Linked DNA regions of Mus musculus: region 1 is linked to region 2. A link is a loop called in an ENCODE intact Hi-C map of the cell type or tissue named here. Cell type or tissue: left cerebral cortex. All regions are shown on one strand. Region 1 overlaps Pappa (pregnancy-associated plasma protein A). Region 2 overlaps Astn2 (astrotactin 2).

The links. Hi-C counts contacts between places; a loop is a spot of excess contacts. Peaks named below come from ENCODE experiments on the same cell type or tissue, not always from the same donor. Only the 100,000 strongest peaks of a DNase experiment are listed, where the experiment ranks them.
Region 1: it touches region 2 in a loop (2.0-fold over the local background); 2 of 42 quality-filtered maps call a loop at or near these places.

What each region holds. Positions count from the first base shown.
Region 1 is chr4:65,238,599-65,241,098 of GRCm38, reverse strand. The region is part of intron 9 of Pappa (pregnancy-associated plasma protein A); the gene reads right to left. Among named protein-coding and RNA genes, the nearest start is that of Pappa, 120 kb to the right of the region's middle. RefSeq lists an enhancer at 1,362-2,500. In left cerebral cortex, no CTCF peak of the experiment used is centred here; a DNase peak (open chromatin) is centred at 1,187.
Region 2 is chr4:65,472,055-65,474,554 of GRCm38, reverse strand. All of the region lies in intron 19 of Astn2 (astrotactin 2), which reads left to right. Among named protein-coding and RNA genes, the nearest start is that of Trim32, 130 kb to the left of the region's middle. In left cerebral cortex, no CTCF peak of the experiment used is centred here; a DNase peak (open chromatin) is centred at 1,077.

The DNA of each region.
Region 1 (2,500 bases), 230 kb after region 2:
GGAAAGGGTGTGAAAAATTGTCTGTCTATACTTGAACTGTTTTTCTTAGAATGTTTTACAGACTCAAGCTTTGGAGTTTGTGTTGAAATGCAGTCTCTGGAAGCTGGCATCGTAGAATGAGTTCCATTCTCCCTGAAATGCCTGTATTTGTGAGTCTCTATCATGGAATTCTAAATGACCAGTCAAGGATACGGCTGATGTCTTTTCTCTAACACAAATAAAAGAGAGAAGAGAAAGGGAGAGCCTTCCTTTAAAGTAACCTATACATTCCATTTCTACTAATTTAGTATGAGAATTGCTTCATAATAGTACAATCTCCATTCACCCCTGAAGCTCTTTAAATCAGGAGTGACTAAGTGACCTTTTAGCATGTAACTTTACACAGTAAATACACAATCAGATTCTGGGTTTGTTTTTGTTTGTTTGTTTGTTTGTTCAAAACAACCCTGGCTGTCTGTGAAATTGCTTTGTAGACTAGGCTGCCCTTGAACTCATAAAAATCACCAGGCTCTGCCTCTTGAGTACTGGGGTTAAATCCACACCATCACACGGGCCAAGCTCTTGGTTTAAAGACAGCATAACTCTGTTTTGTTTATCGTCTGCTACAAACATTCCTTTCTTCTATTGGCAAAAAAGTGATCCATAAAAAAAGTTGTCCAGGGACTAATAGTTTAGAAATATGCTTGGCATACAAAAGATGATCCTCAAACGCTACCACCAACGGATCACTTTGAACCTAGTAAAGAATATGTTTGTATACTGGACTTAGGAGGAAGCAAGTCTCGGCTTCTCAACAACAAACAACCTTCTCTTCACAAACATTACAGAGAACATTTTAAAAACGTATAATCCAGAAAATTCATTCTAGTCTGAGTAGAAGGAAAAATGAGGCCCAAAGCAGCAAGGGAAGATGATTCTAGACTCACCACTCAGTGCTATTTCTAGAAGAGTCTTTCAGCTTTACCACTCTATATTTAAATTTTAGTTCATTTTGCAATAAGTGGAGAATAACATCCTAATTTCCATTTACTCTCTGCACCAGACACTACAAAAGAATCAAATACCCTCTCATGTTCAGATTAGCAAGTGAAAATCTTTATGGTTAAAGGGACAGATAGTATTTTCGTTTCTCTGGGACATAGGATCTTGCTTTACCCACTAGACTCAGATGTGTCAGAAAAGCTGTCAGACACAGGAGCACACATGGCTGTGGTTCCCTCCAAACGTACAAATATAACATTCTGGTCTGAGGACTGCAGCTTGCTGATGCTTTCCTGAAAACATCTTTCTAGTTGTTGCCCATGGCTGAATAGTTTTAAAACAACACCGGATGGGGTGGATAGACACCCAAGCATTTATTTTAGAAGGTCCAGGTCCCACATTCTACCTTCACCAGAACCTTCCTCCAGGGTGTTCTAAAGTGGCATATCTCATTCGCCTAAGCAAAATAGGTAAGTATTCATTTATATAGATCAGAATCACTGATGGCTGGCAAAGACGAAAGGTAGGTTCTAGCAGTGTTTACAATTATGAAGAATTCAGCCACACACACACACACACACACACACACACACACACACACACACACACACACACACACACACGAAATCACACAGCAGATGGGCAAGTTCTCAGAGATTTCCTTACCTAATGATTTCCATTTCGAGGAGGCAAACTTAAGCCCAAACCAGGTCAAGCTTGCATAAGTCCTTAGCACTGCATCTAGAGCTCTATTTTTTTAAAAATTTTAATTAATGTTTCCCACTGCCACACCATTCAGTTAGTTAGTAATCAAACTTTTATGATGGGCAACACTCAACTCTCAGCTTGGGGCAACGTCTTCTGCAATAATAGTAATAGTAATAATAATAATAATAATAATAATAATAATAATAATAATAATGGCAGAGTTCTACCTAGGAACTGCCAAATCCTTCCTCATTCTGTGTCCCCCCCCCCTTCTTTTTAAACCACATGTATTTGCATAGCATCTTCATTGTGTTGCTTTGCTCCTATTTGGTGCAGAAGAAGATAAACAGTAGGTGCTCCATAAATGTGTTAAGAATGGACTAAACAGTAAATGAAGCAGTACTTTTGCCCTCCTGGAGCTCAGACTACCAGGAGAAACACTGTCTAAGCCGAGCACTTCAATGCACTACAGATGCAAAGATGCGATGACATCTCTTTCCCTGTAGTACTCCTGGAAAACCGCCTTTCAGTGAGAAATCTTCCCACCACGGTTTTCAGCCCCTTTGTCGCTGCCCGTTCCCTTTTCAGATACAGCACCTCTGTCCTTTGTACTTGCAAATGAATTGTGATTAGTTTTCACCTCCAGCCCAAGGGATTAGCCAGAGGACCTTTGATCTTCAGGTATCGATTTGCATCTTAAAGGAAGCATGATCTCATCTGGGCCAGCTCAAAATTCCATCCCTGCCCCCACACCCTGTCTGTTTACCAGCCCTGGGGCTGGACAGGGCCTCCCAAGTGGGGCTGAAACAAC
Region 2 (2,500 bases):
TTGGAGGCAGAATGGAATATCACTTATAGGAACTCATTGTACATCAAATGATGTATTTAATATTAGTGTCATTTCTGTTACACTCTGACATCCAACTTTTTAAAGAGTTTTTTTTTTTACACCATCATTTAAGACCTGCCACCTTTACTCTTCACGGATGCGTGAGAAGTCTCAAGCCTCACCACTATCTTTGCTCTGTCTAATACACTTTTGTCATTATCTCTTTACTAAACCTATTCAATCAGGGAAACACTGATGCAGTGTTAATAAGCACAGTGGAACCTGGGGCTGCAGCTCTAACTTCACTGTCCACTCTGGAGCTCAATTTATTTTAGGTACAATAAGGAGGCATTCCCATGAAAATAAAAACCTGATTTAACATGCTTTGTATACTTTGTGTTATGAAATTACAAATGAACAGAGACTTATATAGGCACAAGTGGGTTCCTCAAGTCCACTCACCAATAAGGTCTGCTTTGCTATGTAAATTGTATCTTCTCTGTATCTTCGTTTCTCCTGTATACTTCTTTCCTAGATGTGCTTAGCTTATACTTGGTAGTCGGGACATGCTCACATTTCTGACAGCAATTATGTGCAAATTTGTTTAAATGTCTTTCCTGTCAAAAGCTTATAATTTGAAAGCTAGACTTAGGGAAAGATTGAATTTGTTTCTAAATTTCCTTAAACCATATGTTTCCAGTGAGTTTCTTGAGAAGTTAAGGGATCTATGGATAGACCAAGAAGGTGGCCAACAGCACTGGAGTGGATAATGGACAGGGTGTGATGGCCACAGCCTGACAGCCTCCTACTCCCCTACATTCATGGAAGATACAGGTATAAAGGTTTTTTTTAAGGTCAATGTTATTGCTTTGGGAAGGTTTTCAGAATGGCTACTTCTAAAGTCAAAGAAAGGAAGTGAGGTATTCCCAAAAGAGATGCTGAATATAGAATAGTGGGTGCATGTGAAGTCTTTAGTCCATTTTCCAATTTTGTAAGCAACACTTTCTAAATAAATCTTTGAAGAAGCTGCACCATTTCAGAACGCAGTATAATTACAGAAACCCACTGGCTACTTCTCAGCTTCATGACTCCAGGCTCTTTCAATCTGTTTTCTTGAGGATAGCCCATGGCCCCAGGCAGACGTTCCCCAATGCCACGTCTGGCATCCTTAGCTGTGAGTTGGCCTATCCAGGCACTTGGCCCAAGTTAGAGCCAGGAGGGGCTAGTGCAGTCCAAGAACGTTGCCGAGAAGCTGGAAGGAACTGTCCCATGGGATGTGTAGGAGCAGAAACCATCTATGCTTTCTATGGCAAAGGGGAGAGAAGGTAGCTGGACCAGGAGCCAGGCATTCTCACACAGGGTCTTCTGGCACAGAGTCCAAAACACATGAGGCATAGTGTTTCTACAGCTGGGAGAATGAGGGAATCCCTCTGAGGCTTTTTAATGCTTCATGACTTTTTTTATATCCTTAAAGCAGCCACAAAAATGTCTCTTAGATTCATCTTCTTTGCCATGTTTCCCATTGATTTGGCTCCTGGAAAATTGCTCTTGTATTTGCTGCTGTGGTCTGAAAGCCTGGCCCCCAAGCACAGAATCCAAATTGTGACCTTTGGTGTCAAAAGTGGGAGGTCCACATGCCCCTATTAAGTTCCAGTGTAAACTTCTAATATCCCTAAGAACCAGACTACCAAATAAACCATGAATGAAAATATGTAATTGTCAGGAATGTGATAGAGTTGTCAGAATCACATGAAATCTGTGCAAGCAGAGGAATCAGATCACCCTTTCTCCCTTTTGTGGGATGTGTAAAAATATCAAATAACCTGTAAAAAAATAAAAGAAATATAAGTTAGACTATTTTAGGGAAAGGCCTACTAATACCATGTCTAAGATACACATGTCCTTTGGTAATGAGATTTTTTTTTATGCTGTACATCTTTTGGATGCAGTAGAGTAGGGTGGTGCTGTCACCAGGTAAGTCAGTTAATTATATGTCGAGGGCTTCTGGCTCATTCTGTTCTCCTCCTCCTAAATATCTAGAGACATTGCATCTTTCATTGAGATATCTCATTTCTTCTCAAACACAGTTTGTTCCTTAGTATGATTGGTTCATTGCAAACTTGTAGGATGATTTATCAAAGCATATTAAAACGTCATCTACAAAGATGTTTCCCACTCCAGTGTTTTCCATTGTCTCTCCTGGGCTTCACCCACACCTGATGTTCCTCCCTGCTTTCCTCCCTATCTCCTCTCCCACCTAGTTCCTTTCCTCCACACACCTTCAATGACTTTTATTTCCCCTTCTGAGAGAAATTCAAGCATCCCCCCTTGGACCTTCCCTGTTATTTAGCTTCCTTGGGTCTGTGGAATATAGCATGGGTATACTGTACTTTAATGTTATTATCCACTTACAAGTGAGTACATGCCATGCCTGTCATTTTGGATGGTATTTTGTAGTTCCATCAATTTGCCTACAAATTTACAATGTCCTTGTTTTTAA